2 separate regions of the Mus musculus genome follow, and region 2 is linked to region 1. The links are chromatin loops, found by intact Hi-C in ENCODE. Cell type or tissue: left cerebral cortex. All regions are shown on one strand. Each heading gives the region's core, and the rest is flanking DNA. Links, peaks and the distances in the headings are about the cores only.

What was found. A loop is a pair of places that touch in the nucleus more often than their neighbours do. Peaks named below come from ENCODE experiments on the same cell type or tissue, not always from the same donor. Only the 100,000 strongest peaks of a DNase experiment are listed, where the experiment ranks them.
Region 2: a loop joins it to region 1, with 5 times the contacts of the local background. A loop is called at or near these places in 10 of 42 quality-filtered maps.

The regions. Positions count from the first base shown.
Region 1 is chr14:66,345,021-66,349,638 of GRCm38, forward strand. All of the region lies in intron 1 of Stmn4 (stathmin-like 4), which reads left to right. Among named protein-coding and RNA genes, the nearest start is that of Stmn4, 3.0 kb to the left of the region's middle. In left cerebral cortex, for the core only: no CTCF peak of the experiment used is centred there; DNase peaks (open chromatin) are centred at 2,696 and 3,665; H3K4me3 peaks cover 2,500 bases; H3K27ac peaks cover 2,372 bases.
Region 2 is chr14:66,295,899-66,300,516 of GRCm38, forward strand. Trim35 (tripartite motif-containing 35) reads left to right here and starts at 1,127. Exons shown (of 6, transcript NM_029979.3): 1 at 1,127-1,651. The coding sequence starts at 1,172. 1700001G11Rik (RIKEN cDNA 1700001G11 gene) reads right to left here and starts at 1,231. Exons shown (of 3, transcript NR_038077.1): 1 at 911-1,231; 2 at 57-246. In left cerebral cortex, for the core only: a CTCF peak has its summit at 2,184; DNase peaks (open chromatin) are centred at 1,715, 1,970 and 2,729; H3K4me3 peaks cover 2,500 bases; H3K27ac peaks cover 2,354 bases.

The sequences.
Region 1 (4,618 bases), core at 1,439-3,938:
TGATCTTGACCAGTCACAGCTAGCCCCCTTCAGGCTCAGCCCACAGCCCCAGCCAGGAGTTTTAGCATCCCCTCACCCCCACATATAGGGATCCAGAGCTTTGATGTCCGTCTGATAGCTGTGTTCCCACGTGGCAGCGCTGTCTTTGTTTTATATCTCCCAGGAAAATTATATCTGCCCAGGTGTGGAGGAGCCTCATTGTCCTCAACCTGGACAGTTCTTGGGGAGACTTTAGAGGACAGGTCAGACAGCTTTAGGTCACCCTCTGAAGACCCCAAACAGGGATACCCTATACCCCAACACCAAGCAGCAGATGGGATGACCTGATGGTGACCTGCTGGAGTTCTGAGGGGGGAAGGGTAGAGATGGAATGTGTGGGAATCTGTCTCCCCTAAGGTTGGGTCCTCTGGGGGGTGGGAGTTCTCCCTCAGATGGGTGCTTGGGAGATGAGATCATGCACCAGATGTGGAAATAATGATAGTGGTGGAGGGAAGCAAAGACAAAGGGGGCAGGTCAATGTAAAGCCAGAAGGCAGCCACAGCCACCCAGTTCCATGCCCTTGCCGCCAGCCCACCTTGCTCCCTGCCTGTGGATAAAGCTGTGTTCTTGGTCCTTTCCTAAGCTGCTGAGATCCCTCTAGCTGGCTCCAGACTTCTTTCCCCCAACTCCACCCATCTGGAACAACTGGGAAGTGACCTGCTAGGTGGGTCCATCACAGAGCCTACTGCCTTGTGGGAAGTGAGAGCCCCATCCCTGACCTGACAGCATGGGGGTGGGGGCTGGATGACACCCAGCAGAGAGATACTAGGCATCTTTATATTACTGTGAAGGTTATGTCAGATCAGGGTCTTTGAACTGCAGACTGAAATCTAACTAGGATAATGAGATCAATTTTGTAGAATGTAACTGATATTTAAAAAATACAATTAGACTGGACAGAGTGGGTGGGGTGGGGTGGGGGAAGGCAGAACACACCTTGTATAATGGCTTGTGTTTTTTTGTGCCTATTTAATTCTATATATTTTAGCTAGATGTATATCTGTGTATAAATGTGTTGCTATCCAAATACACATGTGTATTCTTGTGGCATTCATATGCTGGATCATGAGATAAAAATCTAGCTTTTATTGTGGATTCCAATCAATAAAAAGTTGAGAATCATTGGGCTAAGTGACATCTGCTTCTCTCTTCTAGCCCCAAGCCTACATTTTCATGGAAAATTCACCAGGCTGAACATTTTTTTTGCTTTCAGTTAAAGATTTTTAAAATTTTGATTGTATTAAAATGTAGCCAACAAGAAAACGACCATCTACATCATCAGTGTCTGAGTGGACACTGTTGTCCATGCAATGTCCAGAAGTCCTTTTGTCCTGCAGACTGAGACAGTGGACCTGTTAAATGTCCACTCCTCAGTGGCAACTGCCATTGCGCCTGATTGACAGCCATCGCTCTGCTGTCCACCTGCTAGGTGCCCCACAGCAATGGAATAGCACGTCCATATTGTAAACTGTATGCCCCTGCTTCTACCTACAGTTAGATGACCCAGAGTTACAACAAATCCCAGTCTTGTTGAACCAGAGAGGTGTTTATTCAGGGGTGTACCATGCTCTGAAGGATTACTAAAGCACCCACACCCAGCACACTGTTGAACTGACATACCACAGTCGTCCCCCTTGATCATGGTTTCACCTTCCTTTGTCTCAGCTACCCAAGATCCAATACACCCAAAAATATTCAAGGGGCATTTTTAGGGGAAAAAACATTTTCTTAAAGTAACTTTTACCAACAATGTTACATTTTTAAATGTAATAATTACTGTTCTTGCTCTTTAACTGTGTCTTCTGTGTAGATTCAACTTTATTCTAAGTAGTATAGAATTGGGGTATGGTGTACGGAGAGTGCCGTTGTCTGTGGTTCCAGACACCTAAGGAGCCTCTTGGAACATATTTTCTGCAGCACAGAAGGAAGGAATTCAGGGAAGTGGGAGTGTCTTCTGTTTTTGTTTGGATTAGTAGTGAATATAGATTTCATTTTGGCAACCCCTCCCCCCAAACAAAACAAAACAAAACAGAAAACAAACAACAACCATAAAAGCAGAAAAGAAAGAGGAAAAGAAAGAAAAGAAAAGAAAAAGAAAAATCGAAAAGAAAAATTAAAATTAAAAGAAAAGAGGAATCGAAGATCTAAGTGATTATCCCATAAACCATACTTGCTTTGTAGGAGGGAACTGGGTTAGTTGGTATTTAAAACAAGCAAGAAGGAAGGCGACTTCAGGATGTGGCTCAGTGGTAGAATGCTGTCAGGCACGTACCAGGTCCTAGTGCTCACCTGGATAATGAATGATTAAGATCATCACCCAAGAAAACCTTGTGGTTTTTTTTTCCCCCTGAAACACAAAGATCCCGTCTTTGTGTCCCACTTGACTAGGACTCCAAGACTCAGTCCCCTAATAACCCACAGAAACTCAGCCCTCTGCTCCACACCCTTCTGTACTGGGTCCTTCCTTGTGGAATCAGGTTAGCCAATGCACCCTTCTGCCCCTTCAGACCTGTCCATTTTCTCAGCACTTCCATACCCTGCCTCAGACAGCAGACCCCATGGGAGGGGGCATAGAGCTGTAATGGATGGAAGAGATTCTTGGATTTGTCAAGGAGGGAATGCATGTGTGTAGGGGGAGTGGGTAGGGACATATGTGTGTGGGTGGACGCATAGATCTCTATGGCTTCCTCCTTCCTGTTAGAACTGGAATGTAAAAGTCTAAATGCTTTTAAAAATGCTTTAAAAAACTGGCAGGGGAGGGGGAGGGTATTGTTGTTCCTCTTCTCCCCCATGGGTGATCCTCTTGTAAATGGGTGTCTGGGTAGCTATATTGCAGGATTCAGGGTGAAGTGATTACAACTATGTAATAAACTTAAGGGCAGGGATGCGAATTCCTGGAGTGAAACGCTGAAAGGATAAAGTCGCAGACTTCGGGAGTGATTGATTCTCTGTGATAGGTTTCCCTGGTGTGTAACGTTAATGTCGTGCGGTGCTGTGTATAAAGGGACGTATGTGTATGTACTGGGAAATGTGTGATACACCATGTATGCTGTCTGCATTGATGCTGTTAGGAGTGAGGCCAGGAGTGATGCCTGCAAGTGTCCTTGACCCCAGGGCCTTACCCTGTGTCCTGGTCACACTCTTGCATTCCAGCTAGCATGCCTGAATGGGAGCTGCTGCCCAGAACTTAACTTCTGGCATGGATTCCTCTGCATATATCGAACTGGGAATAAAAATAGCCCAAGAATTCCCCTCTCCATGTATTGTTTGGGGATGTAGGTTTTCCGGCTGTGGTTCCCCATCCCTGTCTTGCCTCTCAGAGTGGCTGTTGGAGCTCTCAGGTCTTTGCAGACTCAGGGCTCCAGGGTTGGCAGGTCAAGTGTCCTCGGAATGCACCTAAAGCTTCCTTTCGATGTCTGTTATGTACTCTAGGAGTTCATGACCATGGGCCTGGCACCAGTTCCTGTTGGAGCCCTTAGAAACACTCAACGGGTGATTCAGCAGTGACCGTTCCCCGCTTCCCCCTAAGCCAGCTGCTCAAACCGTATTTTCTCTGCCAGGTCACCTGTGCATGCCCTACTTGTCCACTCTTGGTGGTGCTCTGACCCCTCCTCCCTTGAGGATACAGGTTCTGCGTGGACCAACAGGAGTCAACAGAGGCCCAGCAGAACTCCCCGAGGCCCTACCTACCACGCTCAGTTTCTGTCCACCACCAAACTATCTGTGGCTGGTCGAGTACTTAAGGAAGGACTTAGCACAGTACTCACTGTCCAAGAAATAGTGTGGAAAGAATGAAAACCACAGTATATGAAAAACATAAATTATCTCCTTTTGGTTTTAAATATAAATAAAACGCACACTGCCAATCAGAACCAAGGCTAGAAGGAAATCAGTTAGGCTGGCTGTTCCTCTGTGGGAACATTATTCCAGCCAGAAGTGGAGATGTGCGACACTGAAGTCACTGGACAGCACAGAGAGCATCAGGACATAGAGTAGTGTCAGCCTGGAATGGCCTCTTTCTGCACTCTTGTGGTTAGAGGAGCTAGGCTAGAATTCATTACGCCCACACCCACGAAGTTCCCATCTTGAATCCGCGCCAGAGTCCCTATATTTGTCTTGTAGAACCCTTGCCAGAGACAGCTCTATTTAAACCACTCGGACGTGCATTAACTGCTGATGCCTCAGAAAGAGTCCACGTGGATTTCTACACAGCCCAGTAGCAGTAGCTGGGCATTTCTCACAGAGACAAAGTACTTGCCCAATCTGCCTACTGTGTGGCCAGTTTGAGATACTCAAGGGCTGGACACATACGACCATGTCTCACTAGAGTACCCAGAACACTGCTGAGGTTCTATCATCACCTGATCCCAGAAAGCCTAGAAATTCTGCCACAGTATCCTACAACAGCATTCCTTTTGGACACCCATTTCCATACTGAGGAAAGCTCTACAGACCCTGATGGGGCTGTCGTCTCATTCAAGAAGATGGAAAGGGCCCAGGATAAAGGGGAAAGGCCCAGGACAAAAGGAAAAGGCTCACACACTGGGACCACACTCTGTTTGCTCCTGTACCAACTGCT
Region 2 (4,618 bases), core at 1,127-3,626, 49 kb before region 1:
CTTCAGGTTTCCTCTTTCCAAATGACTCCAGCTTGCGTCAAGTTGACAAAACTTACCAGCATGGACTTTCCATAAACACCACCAGTGGCTTTACAGGAAGAAGTGAGATCTGAGCAGGCAGGCTTGTCTGTCTGGGCATGTGACTCTCTCTATCGCATCAAGATGCAGCAGGAAGGCTGGCACACAGTTCTTGAATATCCCTGCCTCTGGAACCTCTATTCTTTATAAACCATCCCGTCTGTGGTTCTGGCAAGAGGAATAGGAAAGAGACCCAAACACACTGCCTTTTGTAATTGTTTATCTAGTGCATTTTTTAAAAATTGTTTCATATGATCCCAAGGAATTTGCAAATCTGCAGTGCCTTGCTGAATTAGTGTGTATGTTGGGGTAAGACAGCAGCGGAAGGTTACAAATATCAACTAGGAATGGGCAGCTGGGAACATTCAGACTGCCTTTCTTGCCAGAATCCAAAGTGGATTTTTTTTTTTTTTTTAAGTGTCCCTGTGTAACCCAGGCTGGTCTCAAACTCTTGATCCTCCTGCCCCAGCCTCCCAAATGCTGAGATTACAAGCATGTTCATCACGACTTTCTCACCCTGACTTTAATGAAGATGCCACGAGCATGCTTCCCTATTAATTTCGTTCTCACACGTCCTTTTCACGGAAACCACCATTTTACACTGGAACTCATTTATCCAACCACAAGCCGGGAATCTCAACTCCTCAGGTCTTCCCGCTACCTCGAGGTGGCAGTAAGCCCGACCAAAGTCAGCGGACGACCTATGTGAGGGTTTTGAGAAACCATTCCCAGTGCTGCATGACCTCCCCCCCCCCTACTGCTTTGGGCCCAGGTTCAGACCCCACCTAGGGAGCTCAGGAGTTAAGCCATGGACATCCCTTCCCATCTATACCAGGAGTCTGAGATAGCGGGAATTGCTTAAGGATGGCGGCCCGTGGCTTCACTTCCTATTTGACAACGGAAACCCGACACTGCAGTGGGACGACAGATCCTTCCGCCTTGGAGCTAACGGAGATCGCGGACCACACCTCCTCTGGGAGACCCCGCGCAAGACGGAAGTGGGAGGGTCCACGCCCTCAAAGCCCATCCGTGATTGGTTGGAGCCGCCTTAAGCTCCCAGATCTTCAGCAGGGACAACGCCCGCAGGCTAGGCATGAAGGCGGCGACACCGGTGGTGGTGACGGCGGCTGCTCCTGCGATGGAGCCGGGCCCTTCTGTGTCCCCGGGGCCTTCGCGCTCCTTCAAAGAGGAGCTGCTGTGTGCCGTGTGCTACGACCCGTTCCGCGACGCAGTAACTCTGCGCTGTGGCCACAACTTCTGCCGCCGGTGCGTGAGCGGCTGCTGGGAGGTGCAGACGACGCCCTCGTGTCCGGTGTGCAAGGAACGAGCGGTGCCCGGGGAGCTGCGCACCAACCACACGCTCAACAACCTGGTGGAGACCTTGCTGCGCGAGGAGGCTGAGGGCGCGCGCTGGACCGGTCGCCGGTCCCCGCGCCCCTGCCGTGCGCACCGTGCCCCGCTCACGCTCTTCTGCCTGGAGGACAAGGAGCTGCTGTGCTGTGCTTGCCAGGCCGACGCCCGGCACCAAGAGCATCGTGTGCAGCCCATCAAGGACACTGCGCAAGACTTCCGGGTGAGCACCGCGCCAGCCCGCCCTGGGGACCCCCGGCCTGCCCCTCCCCCTCCTCCAGGCCTAGCAACCATCTTGCCCCCGGTCCAGGCCAATCTGAACAACGATGGGGAATAGTATGGTCTGCAGACATTTGGGCTTGGCGCGGTCATTTTAGAAATGGAAGAGGCCAGGACCTAGCAGAGTTCTAAGGCCTTGAGATTTCCCCTGCCCAGCAGTGCCTTGATCAACGGGTTACAGAGCCGTAAGAAAGGCCTGTGGCGCTTGCCTGCTGCCTTGCTCCTCTTACTCTTAGTATCCAAATATCTGGAGTTCCAGTGGTTATAATTAAACCAAGAGCAGCTGACACAGCAAAACTAGCATGGCGGGGAAGGGTGGGTGTCGGGGCTGTAGGAGATCACGCTAGGCAAGTACTTTACCTCGCAGCTGCACCCCAAGCCTACTTTTGATTTTGAGCCAAGCTCTTAAATTAGCCAGGATGGCCTTGAACTTTTCTTTGCTTGCCTCAGCCTTTCGAGTGGCTGAGATTGCAGGCTTGTGCCACCAGGCCCAGTGAAAAAGTCTTTGTTCTAAAACAGAAAAAAAAAAAAAAAAAAGGCAGACATTTTCGATAACAATTTGACCTAATCGCTTAGATATGCATGCTCCATTGCTTTCCAAAACATTCATACTGACATATTGACTGATTTTTCTTTTTTTAAAGGGTTTCTGAAATGTCCATTTTACTCTGGCAGTATCTTGTTACTTTTCTCGTTTAAAGTCATTGATGTACTGAAACAGCTAAATTTGTTTCATCAGCCACTAACACACGGGTCAGACCCACAGTTGGGAGGGCCCAGGGTTAGCCACTAGGAAGCCTGACATAGTGAAAAGGAGGTACTGTAAGAGCCCACTGGGCCTGATCTTCAGACGCCCTTTCTCCACTTGGTGAAATGTCTTTTTTTGAGAATCAGCAGTTGATGGCAGCTCCATACAGATTGGAAGCAGAGCAGATGGGTGCTGTCTACATCCACGTTCCTCCAGTTATCCATCATATTAGCTCAGCAGTGGTTCATAGTGCCTGTTCCCTCGTTCATTAGTGCTAGATCTCTTATTTGGCATAGCTGAAATAGACAGCCTAGAAGTTTAGGTCCTGGTTCGAATTCCCCTGGGCTAGCAAAGGTACTGATTAGCATGGGTGGTGTCCTCAGAATGGGGTAAAACATCAACCGAAGGCCTGTGATCCAGGGGACAGAGAGCGTGTGGGCCTGGAGACTGCCTTCTGTTCTTGCTGGCTGCCTCGTTTTGATTAGGAGGTCCGAGGGACACTGGAAGTGAGATAGGTGGTAATAATTCCCACTCTCTGGGAGCTTCTAGCAAAAATCTAAAGAACCTAGAGGCATTAACCAGGTGAAGGAGGTGAGGGGAGGTTTTTGCAAGAAGATGCTGCAGCATATAGAAGATTCTAGAAGAGAGGAAGCTTTGGACACCAGGTGAGGCCAGAAGGCTGAAGTCTTATTCTGCATCTTAGAATGGTGGTGCAAAGCCAGTGGGTGCTCAGTGTGAGTGAGCCTTGAAGAGCAGGGAGTGGGGCTGATCTGAAAGATCCCAGGAGTCCTCAGGCTGTGTGCTCAGCCAGATGCAGTGTGGCCTCTTCATGATGTATTCATGTGTGAAATAAACATCCTAAGAACCTCTTTGATTCTCACACCCTGTTCTAGATATTGCGGCTGCTTAAGTCCGCAAGACAGCCCCCCTGTTCTACTCAATTTCATCTTGACACAGCCTAGGGTCGTCTGAGGGGATTTCAGTTGAAGGATTGCCTCAAATGGATCAGCCAGTCAGAGAGATTGTCTAGATTGGTGATGGGTGTGGGAGGGCCCAGTACATTGGTCCTGCCTGGGTAGTGTAAGGCCAACGTGGGCTCTTCCATACCAATCAGAGGGGATGTCTTATAGACAGCATACCTCCATTATTTCCATAATTTCTACATTAGTTTTGCTTGATTTCCTGCCCTGATATCCCTCAGTGGTGGAGTATGACTAGGAAATATAAGCTGTAATAGACCCTTTCTTCCCAGAGTTGCTTTTTGGTTGTCATGGCAGCAGAAACCAAACAAGAACACTGTTTGCAGTAGTCGACATTTCAGAGGAGTTGGTGAGGCAGTCATTAGATAAGCTGGTTCAGTGTGGTTGGAGATGGGTATGGCTTGTTAAGGGAGCAGGCAGCATAGGAATGACCCACTGTCAGGTAAGAATGGTGAGATTGACTAAGCTTGGCCCTGCCGGGTACCCTCAGGAATCCCAGAGGTGGGTGCTTAGAAAGATCCCTTTGGCCTCCGTGTTGATAACCCAGCAGCAATAATCTCTGAGGATTTCTTACTCTGTGTTAGGTGCCCTGAAGTATTAACAAAATTTACTGTCCACAGAACCCCTGAAGCTGTATGAGGGTTAATCTTGACTGTGGCAGTAAAGTACAACTTCTTGAGTGCCTGCAAGTGTTCCAAGAATGGGACCCTGACCCTGTGAGTGAATCCTGGTTCATCACTTGATGGCCTCCTGAGGAGGTTAGGTAAGGTAGGAGACAGGGCCTAGCTTGAGGAAGGCAGTTTGTGGAACTGTTCTTGGAGGCTGTGTCCTAAAGCTCCTATCTCTGCTTCTTGGCCACCTCTGGTCCCCCCCCCCCCATACTCCCACCCCTGTGAGGGACAAAGCTGACACTTTCAGAGCAGCAAAATGAAGAATTCTTTTCTCTGGTTGTCCTGTTGGGTTTGTGGTTCACAGTCCTGCAAAAGTAATAAAGGTTGTGTGTGTTCGTTTTTCTATCACTACGGCGGGGCAGACACATTCATGGGACACTGAGGGGGATGGTGATGAGCTGGGACTTTGTCCTGATGCAGTGGGACCTGATGGAAGGAAGGGTGACAAGATTTTGGAACATGTCATAGCGGATCAATCCAGAGCTCAAGAAAAAAACCTGAATGCTCAGAGG